2 separate regions of the Homo sapiens genome follow, and region 2 is linked to region 1. The links are chromatin contacts, found by Hi-C in ENCODE. All regions are on one chromosome and are shown on one strand. Each heading gives the region's core, a stretch centred on a gene start or an enhancer-like site at or near the end of the contact. The rest is flanking DNA. Distances are from core to core; before and after follow the strand shown. Region 1 holds the start of CDH2 (cadherin 2). Region 2 holds the start of LINC02879 (long intergenic non-protein coding RNA 2879).

Evidence for each region. Hi-C counts contacts between places; a loop is a spot of excess contacts on that map. Pooled maps may share reads with other maps.
Region 2: a map of endothelial cell of umbilical vein shows a loop between it and region 1 (4-fold over the local background). The contact joins the promoter of LINC02879 here to the promoter of CDH2 in region 1. A Hi-C loop is called at or near these places in 4 of 168 maps with a recorded cell type or tissue (PC-3, ascending aorta, chondrocyte and 1 more) and 5 of 50 pooled maps.

Annotation. Positions count from the first base shown.
Region 1 is chr18:28,175,343-28,179,980 of GRCh38, forward strand. CDH2 (cadherin 2) reads right to left here and starts at 1,788. Exons shown (of 16, transcript NM_001792.5): 1 at 1,621-1,788. The coding sequence starts at 1,680.
Region 2 is chr18:29,155,044-29,160,206 of GRCh38, forward strand. It overlaps LINC02879 (long intergenic non-protein coding RNA 2879), which reads left to right and starts at 1,814. Exons shown (of 3, transcript NR_186853.1): 1 at 1,814-1,931. RefSeq lists an enhancer at 1-438.

The DNA.
Region 1 (4,638 bases), core at 538-3,037:
AGACCGGTAGGAGACTAAAGAACAAAAGAAGAAATCCAAGAAAGGGAAAAGGAACGCTGGGACCCTGGCCTGGGAGGCAGGGGTGGGGAGAGACAAAGTGAGAGAGCACGACCCGGGAGGAGAGCGTGGAGCCGGGCAGGGACAGGCGTGCCGCACCATGGCGCACCATGGACAGGGCTCCGCGCGGCGGCGGCCCACGACCGTCTAGGGGTTGCGGGAGAAAGCGCGAGAGACTGCGGAGGCCAGCCCCGTCCAGCCCCTGCCCCCGCCCCAGCAGCACTCACCCCCCGGCGGGCCGGAGCGCGCCAGGCCCTGACCCGTGAAGACCACGGAGCGGGGTAATCCACACCACCTGTCTCCACCCCCGGAGCAGGCACTTCCGAGCTGCGTCCGCACTTTTCGGGGCTGCCAGCTGGCAGTAGAGCACCTCTCCCCTTGCCCCGAGGGCGACAGGCAGGGGGACCCTCCGTGGATTTTCCTGCCCCGCGGCGAGGGTGGGCACGCCCCTTTCCCGCAACCTTCGAGGGACCCCACGGCAGGCGGAGACCGACTTGGGACCAGGGCACTGCACCCGCCCAGCTAGAGGGTCCCGGCCGAGGCTGTGTGAAGTGGCCTCCAGGCCTGGGCTGGCTGGTCGGGAGGAGCCTGGGGGCATCCTCGGGTTGGAGGCGGCGGAAAGTTGGGCTGCCCCCGGGCTGGGAACCCGCAGCGTGCAGTGGCGAGGGAACCTGCGCCCGGACTGGAGCAGGTGCTTCCTGCCGCGGAGGAGCCTCTTAGTAGAGATTAAATGAAAAGGCTCGCTGGCTCTCTCCCGAGGGTATGAAAAGTACGGAAGGCTCCAGGCAAAGGCGCCCCCGGGGCGCATATAGGGCACAGGCAGCCGGACAGAGAAAGGAGCAGCCGCGTAACGGAACTTCTCGCCCGGGGGAGATACTAGGCGTGAGAGGCCAGACTCGTTCTACAGGCAGGCGCTGACCGGCAGAGACTCCTCCGGGCAAGAGGGCCAGATTTTCTTTCCAGGTGGGACGAACACAGAATATTGTGAGGGCAAGAGAAGAAGAAAAGGAGGCAACTCCAGACTGGGATAAAGACAATAGGACAGTAGAGCCCTTGAGCACCGGGAGGCGCACGGGTGCAGGGTGGGGTAAGGTGGAGGCAAGTCCCGTAACTAAGACACCAGAGTGAGAATTCCTACTGTAAACTCGCGACCCATCCCTGCAGAAATAAACAAAAAAATTGGAGCAAAGTACTATGCGAGGGGCGAAAGGCACAGAAAACTGCAAAACCTGGGAGTTATCCTGCCTCACCCTCCTGCTGCCTGGGGACACCCCCCGCGAGCTTGCTCGGCCCCGAAGAAGGAGCAGAGGGGACCCGCAATCCAGCCCCTAGAGCCCCGCCAGGAAAGGCGCGAGAGACCTACTGGCCCCGGCAACCCTGCCCCGGCGCCCGGACGGAGCCCGATGCCTGCGCAGCTACCGGCCGCGCGGCGCGGCGCGGCGCGGCGTGGCACCTCCCTTCCCGGGTGCGCAGCCCGGCCCCGCAGCGGCGCGGGGAACAAAGGGACCCGGCGCCGCCCGCCCCACCCCGCCCGTGGCCCGGCCCGCGGGGACCGCCGCGTACCTGAAGCAGGGCCGCCAGCAGCGGCAGCAGGGTCCGCAGCGCTCCCGCTATCCGGCACATGGAGGCGGAGAGGGGCCGAGCGAAGAGCCGGAGGAGGCGGCGGCGGCGGCGGCGGCGGCGGAGGAGGAGGAGGCAGCGGCAGCACCAACAGCGGCGCGGAGAAACGGCTCCAGGCAGTTTCCACCCCCTTCCCTTCCCCTCCCCTCCCCACCCCCTTCTTCGCTGCTCTCCGCTCCCCGCCAATGGAGAGCGAGCTGATGACAAATAGCGGGCCGCGGAGTCCGCGGGACTCGCACCAGGAGTAATAAAACAGACCCAGAGATCAAGGAGCTGGGGAGGGGGCGGGGGAACAGGGAGGGAGAGCGTGTGAGCGTCTGCGAGTGTGTGGAGGCGGCTGCTGTGGCAGCGCAGGCGGCTCGGCTCCGGCCCGGAGCGCAGCGGAAGCCGCGAGGGATGCAGCGGCGGGGACCTTGGCCGGTGGAGGATGTGGAGGTGGAAGTGGAGCGGATGGCGCTCCCCAAGAGCTCCGCCACGCGAGGTTTCGGGCTCGTGGTTTTGCTTCCTCCGGGTCCCCGCTCCAGGGCCGCTCGGCGCGACGAAGACGCCGGGGACAGCGCCGCGGGGAGGGCGCTCCGGGTCGTGCGTGCTGCACCCACAAAGAGCAGCAGTCCCGCCACTCCGCGCCTCCGCTGCGTGGGGGCCGAGGGGCGCTTCTCGGCTCCTCTTTCCGGTCCCCCGGCGAGTTGGAGACTGTTCTCCGGCCTCGGCCGCAAGGGGGTGAGGCGAGGGGCCGGCGCGGTCTCTCCCGCCGCGGCTCCGTCCCGCGCAGCTGCTGCCGCAGCCGCCCCTGCTGCCCGCGCACCGGCACCCGCCCGCCGGTCCTCGCCCTGCGCCGCTCACTCGCGCGCGCCGCCCTCCGTCGCCGACCGCGCACCCCGCTCGGCCTCCGCTGCGCGACCTGGGCGAGCCGCCGCCGCTCTCCCCGCGCTCGCCCCACGCGCTGCCTGGCTGCGCGGCCCGCTCCCCTCTCCTATTCCTCCCGCCGCCGCCGCCGCCCTCGCCCCCGCCTCCCTCCTCCGCCGAGCCTCCCCGCCCGCGTCGTGGCCAATCGGAGGCCACCAAGCTGCGGCTGTAGCCGGCCGGATCCGCGGCAGCCGCCCGCCCCCGCCCCGCCGAAGCGCCCCGTATTTTGCTGCAGCCCGCGGGGGGTCGCCGGAGGGAAGCCTAGAGTGCGCCGAGCACCGCCCCGGCAGGTGGAGGGGCTGCGGGAAATAAAATAACTTGGGCAGGAACTTGATTGGTAGCAGGTTCATCTTTGGTCCGCGGTAGGGAATCTAATGGAGATGAAGAATGGTGGGGAAGGGGGGGCGGTGTCTCCTTGGGAGCCTAACGTACGCTTCTTTATTTTGTCATTCTTTGGAGATGGGTAATCTTTCCTGGCAGGGGCAGACACAGCAAACTAAGGACGCAGGCCAAGCTCATCCTAGCTATTGTTGTCTGAGGCGCTCGCCGGGAGCCACCTGCGGGCGGGGGAGGGCGGAGGCCGCGGCTCCTCTCTGGAGCTCGCACCTTCAGCTCCCACCCTTGAGGATGTACTGGAACAGCCCAAGTTTTTGTGTTCTTGTTTTGTTTTCTTTTGTCCCCTCTGGGAGTTTGAGAGTGCATGTTTGTTATTTTATTTGAAATCTCCCGTTTTCTATTTCTATTACTACCTGTTAGTGGTACTGTTCACATTTGGGGCCAACAGTTTCAGGGTACTTTTACCCTCTCCTACCACCCCTAACAACAATTTTTAAAAAAGAGAGAAACTAAAAGCCGGAACTTGAGAAAATAGGATTATATAAAAGATAAAATGACTGATACAGAATTCTCACCACGTAAAGGATTTCTGCTGGCTTCCTTTAAGGCATGAACTTCAAGTGCAACACAGTGAGAGACTTTACAAGTTTGAGTCACAAGCATTTGTGGAATGGAGCGGGGGATGGGGAGCAGTTTTTGTTTTTTCTAATTCTGGTGAGGTAATAAATTTTCCGGAACCTTTTTTAAGAAAGGTTTACAAGTAAATAGAAATATCCGTTTTATGTAAGCTTTTCAACACTTGGGAGATCGGTGAACTTCATTGCAGTTAATGAATATTTTCTGCCTTTATTGCTTGCTTTTCTGCTTTGGGTGACTGAAATATTAACTTTATTTGAGTTTCAAGATACCGATCATTTAAGAATCTGATGATGAACCTTTAAAAACCAGCTACTAATTTCTTGACATAACTGATACAGCTTTTAATAATGTACTGTTGCTGGCTAGGCTTTTAAAAATTTAATATTCATAGGGAGGCTTATTCAATTTTAATTAAAACATAATATTGTAAGTTTTTTATGAAACAAAATTTTTCCTGGATTTTCTTTCTTTTCAAAAGAATAAGAAAGGTTATGTTAATTAAATTTAAAAGATGAGATGAAACACTTAATATAGTAATCAGAAGTGCTTGTTCTTACCCTTTCTCTTCTTTTTTTGCTAGATATTATTGTCACACTATTGCTAGTCCGCCTAAAAGTTATCTTTGCAATAGAGTATTTATAAATTATGCTTTCTGGGAGTCATGCAAAATAATAGTAAAAATTCAGTTGAGATATGGGGATATGTTTGTTGTATTCCAGAGTGAGATGTAGAGATCTCATCTCCATGGCTAAGATTTAAGCTTCGACCCTCGTCGTGGGGTTTCGACTGTATCCTCATCACTCCTAGCAGTACCCATTGATGTTTATTGCCATTCTGATTAATTTAAAGGTGGAACAAATTTCAACATGAATAACTCTATTTCTTGTTAGTAGTATTTACTTGAAGCTTTAAACATGTCCTTTATAAATTAAGCACTTATGATTTCAAAATCTCCTTTGGAATGGCTGTCAGTCAAGGAATTCTCTGATTCCAACAGTTTTTGATCCTTTAAGTAAGCACTTGCAGCATGTTTTAAAAGTCCAATTTGCATGCCTCTCACTCTTCAGTGGTTGTGAATTG
Region 2 (5,163 bases), core at 564-3,063, 980 kb after region 1:
AATTCCATTATCCAGGAATTCAGATGCTGTTTATTGATACCATCTGCACATTCATTGTTCACATGTTAGGTTATTTTCTCAACTCCTAACTCTCAGTAAGACTATGTGATGACAGTGCCATCTGTGCTGCCAAGTTTTTCATCTTCTTACCAAAGAGGGTACACTCTTAAGGTGTGGTTCATGTCAGTATGGGTCGATAGAAGTGCTATGTGGAGAACAACATGGATGTGTCATTGAGAAAGGTGACACCAGCCCTAACTGGCAGCAATCCATATTCAGTCATTCAGAAACTATTAATGAGAAATCACGAAACAACATCCCTAGTTTCCTCTTTTAAGGCCCAGGTTGTCTTAAGCTGCTTTGTTCCCTTGAATTCTTTGTGGATATAGTTTGTAAAGAATCGTTCCTTGTTTTCTTTGGACCTGAAGACCAGTCTTTTAAAGCATAGGTCTACTCAAACCATTATCTTTCAGATGGTTTCCTGTTTTCCCTGATTTTTCCACATATGGGCCATAAACTGCGTAATACAAAGAGTAATAGATTGAGCTAGAATCCAGGTGTTCTTATTTCTAGTTCTAACACTGTAAATAACTTTGTAGTATTGAGCGCACATTAAACTATCTTTAGGATTCTATTTCCTCGTCTGAAACACTAGCGTAATGGGGTGGTAATTGTATAGCATCAGGGTGTCAGTTGACTTTTAAGTAGGAATTTATCTTTTCTCTCTTTTATGTAAGTAAGATACGAAATGGCATTTAGAAAAATGTTCACTGAGTTTTGAAAAAGAAAACACACTGCTTTGGTTTACTTTGTCTTTTTAAAAAGACAACATTTCACTATGATGTTGAATTACATTGCATGTTCCCCATAAACACTTAGAAGTTATAATAACGTTACTCATTTAAAACCCCTGCAGAGCTACCATGTAGGTAATATTTAAAGATCATTGTTCTGAATCAATGACATAGAATGAGTTACTGAGCTATCAACCGCCTGCATTGGTGACAAATGTAATTGTATATAAATGTTTTATATGATGCACAGATATGAGTATTTGATGAGTACATGCCATTAAATCCAAATATATTTATCATTGCTGTTCTGTGCAAGGATTTCATGTAATTTAAATATTTCCCTTGCATGAGATTTTCATTGTAAATATATTGCATTTATAAAGTCTTATTAATTTCACAGGCTCATGGTTTTACTATTTTCCTTATTAAGAAAATTTGCCATTTCCTCATTTTTCCTCATTATAATAACACTTTAATTCAGAAATTATCACATGAAGGATTTGGAATGATGGCAGACTTTGTTGCGACATTTTGCTTCACACAGCACAGCCTTGCTTTCTGCAAGAATTGTGCAGTGACAATGCCATGACCTTTAGATACCACACATCTGCCTAGGATAGAAGTATCTTTGTTTTCTTTTATCCCACACTTTTTTGAACATGTAATATATTCCAGGCCCCAAGATAAGCACTAGAAATACAAAGACAAAAAGGTACAATTGCTGCCTTTCAGTAACTCACTGTTTCATGTGAGAGGTGGATTCGTCAGGGCAAGATAGTAGATAAAGCATTGGTACGTACCCACCTCCACTTTTTTCAGGTCCCAACATGCAAGTAAAATAAAGGTAAAAAAGGTAAATAAATAAGTTGACAGCTGAGAGCAGGGTGGGGGCATCAATTAAAGACAGGTTTAAACACATTTCTGACAGACAAAAAGAGATGAATGCGTGAGTCATTAATCCAAGAACAGAAAGACAAAACCTAGAACACTTGAAAAGAAAGTTGCAGCTAATGAAAAGCGGACTTATTCAGCAGAACCCCCAAGAAGATGCAGACTAAGAAATGCCAATGCTTTGATGGGTACAAGGAAGAAATAGGACTAAGACAAGACAAATAATGGAGGACTTACATGGCAGAGGTAAATCACCCACATCTCTTTCTCCAACTCCTTATGCTCGATGCTCAGCATTGAAGCCCTTTACCCCAGGGACAAATACAAGTTTGACAAAGCCATCTGAGGAAAATAAGGTTGGTTAATTTAAGTAACAGAGACCTAGAGTGAAGTCTTCTTTGTACTTTCTTGTCCTGTTATATATGAGTCCTGCAGCATAAGATTCACCCCCATGATTTCTTTCTCTAAAGCATTTTGTGCTGGACACAGTCTCTCTGTCAATCTTCTTAGATCCTTATCGTTAAGTATGGTTTGACTACCATGACTCACCGTAAGTTCATAAAGGTACTGCAACATGAAATAGAATGATGAAGATATATTAAGTAAAAACTAATCCTGAGTAAATAAAGGGTAATATAGGAAACCAAAATAATGTTTAAAAGTCTCCTCAGGCGGATTTGAGGTTTTGGCCATGAGAATTAGAAAAAGAAAGAAAGAAAGTAAGAAAAAAATAAAGAGAAAGGGAAGGAAGGAAGGAAGGAAGGGAGGGAGGGAGGGAGGGAGGGAAGGAGGGAGGAAGGGAGAGAGGGAAGGAGGGAGGTTAATGAGGAGAAAAAATCTTGGAAGTTAAAGTCATTATTGAAACAACATATTAAATAGGAAAGTTGGAAAATAAATATGAAGTTAATTGCTCATTTAATATAACTACAATAAAAATAAAGGAATATGGAAGAGAAAAAAATATAGTTCAGGATGGCTAACACTTGGCTAAAAGAAGTTATTGGTAAAAAGCATGAAGAGAACAAAGATGAAATGATCAAAGACATAGTACCAAAAATTCTTTAAAAGCTAAAAAGAGAAACCAACCTAACTTAAAAGGCTTTCCATGTACTATACCTTAAAATATTTAGTCACATCATTGTGAAACATAAGAAAAAAATCCTAAAATCACCTGTAAATGACATATAATCAGACTATCATTCATTTAGCATTATAGATAAAAACGGAAACGTGCTTTCAAAATTCTCAGCAGAAATGATTTTCGATGTAGACTTACATACTCATGAATACTTTCACTAAAATGTTAGGAATGAATAAAATGCTTTGAAATCTGAAAGAACTCAGGAAGTATGTTTGAAAAAAATTTCCTTAGGAAATTAATTGTGGTCATATTCCAGCAAATTAAATGAGTAAGAAAGGAAAATGTGAAAATCGGGAAATAAATACAAGAGAACAAGATAAGCTCTGACATGTCACTTTGTAATTGACCTATTGTCTAGTTTAGATCAGAAGGACCATAACAGAATATAAATATATCAGCATATCACAAAGGAGAAGATGTAATCAACACACTACCTGGCCCTATTCTAAACTCTAATTTACATTTGCACTATACTTTTATGATAAACCTGTAGACAGATTATGAGATAATTAACTTTGCTTTAAGATAAGGATATAAAAGCAAAAATACAGGGAGTTAATAAAGATAAGTTGGAGGAAATGGGTGCACCAATGCCCTCATCTTAGAAAGGGGGTGTCAAGGCATAAAAATTAAGGTTCATAGACCATAAATAATCACTTGAATTTGCAGATGGGAACAGTGAAGATAGAAACAGAGAATTATGAGATAACTATTGGGAGTGCGGAGTGGATATATGGGTGGTGAGTTAAAAGCCTGGCCTTTTAGAGTGAGATATTAATAGATAATGGGTAAATTTGAAAAATCTGCAAGAAAGTTTACTTTTTACTTTTTTGGGGTGTGTTACTGTTGATAATTCTCAGGGTATTCATTGACAAATTAAATGTAGAAATCTTTGTAAATTGTTGCTTCTGGATAAGGGAGCTGGGTCTGAGGAATATTGAGGTGTTTATGTTAACTTCATTGCACACCCTTTGGTAGTATTTAGGTATTTTTTTAATTTTATGTGTTATTTTAATAAAAAGTAAATAAAATAATTGCTGTGTGAAAAATGCTAGGATATTGATGTCTACGCAAGTGTTTGTGTAAGAACATTCAGAGAGTGATGGTCAATTCCAATTGTTCTCGCTCCATATCCATTTTAGTAAACTATTTAAAATGCCAGGTCATGGATTTGGGTTTTTGCTTGGGGGAGGCTAATGAACTTGCTCAAATGCATTTGGTCTAGGGATATATTTACACACTGATCAATGCAATTTAATAAGTCTTATTGTTCATTTACCTCTCTTATGGGAATATCATTGTTTAATTTCCTTTTAATTGACTATTATTCATTATTTATCATTTATTAATACTTGTGTGACTTTAATTTATTGTTGGCTTTAATTTCCCTTCTAGTAATAATTTTCTTCAATTAGATTTATTTCAACGGCTTTACACACTATTTTCCTGGATAAATTTAAGGAGAGATTTAAATTTTAATGCAAAGTTATCATCCTTAATGCCATTTCAAACATGCTGGTCCATGCTCTAACCAAATGCTCCTGAGATAAAGTTCAATTATTTTATTGATCAAATGTATTAATGCATTGATGTTAAGTAATTAAATAACTAATGCAGGATATCTCTATGTAGAGGAACCACACAGCTGGAGTTTGTAGATAAGATCCAAAATATTGCTATTTCTCTGACTACCTAATGCTTTAAGGTTCATACTTTAGCAACTCTTCTTTTAAGCACTTTGTCTACATGGGTAATGCCTACCTCCTATTCATACTTTAAAAATTAATTACAACTTTTTAGGAATCATGTGTTTCATAATTGGTTAAGTAGAGAATCATAGATGTGAGCCCTATTTCAATGTCTTTGTAAGCTAAAGATTAAAGATAAAGGATAAGTCCCTACAGAATAACTGTTATCTTAGTTTCTGGTCTTGTCTGATGTCTAAAACAACTACTCTGCTATACCTTTCTTAAAGTGATCATTAATTATACTATCTAATTCTAAGTCTTTTAAATTTAGGGTACTTGTTTTTAAGATTCATTAAAGCTTTTGCAGTGGTAAAACACTGCAAAAGGGATCTAATATGAAATAGAACTTATTTTTAGATTCGGGTGCATGAGAATAAAGATGTTTTAAGATAGTTGGCAGATTTGGCATCTTCACTGGTAAAATGTGTTTTTATTTCTATATAATTACAAAAAATATGTAATTTATCCTTTCAAGCAGAGACTATAGCTGGAGATTGGAGCATAGCCAAAGTGTTGAAAATCTTGCAGAAGGGAGTGAAGGGTAATCCAAAAATTATACACTGGCAACTCTCACCTCTGCACCTGGAAA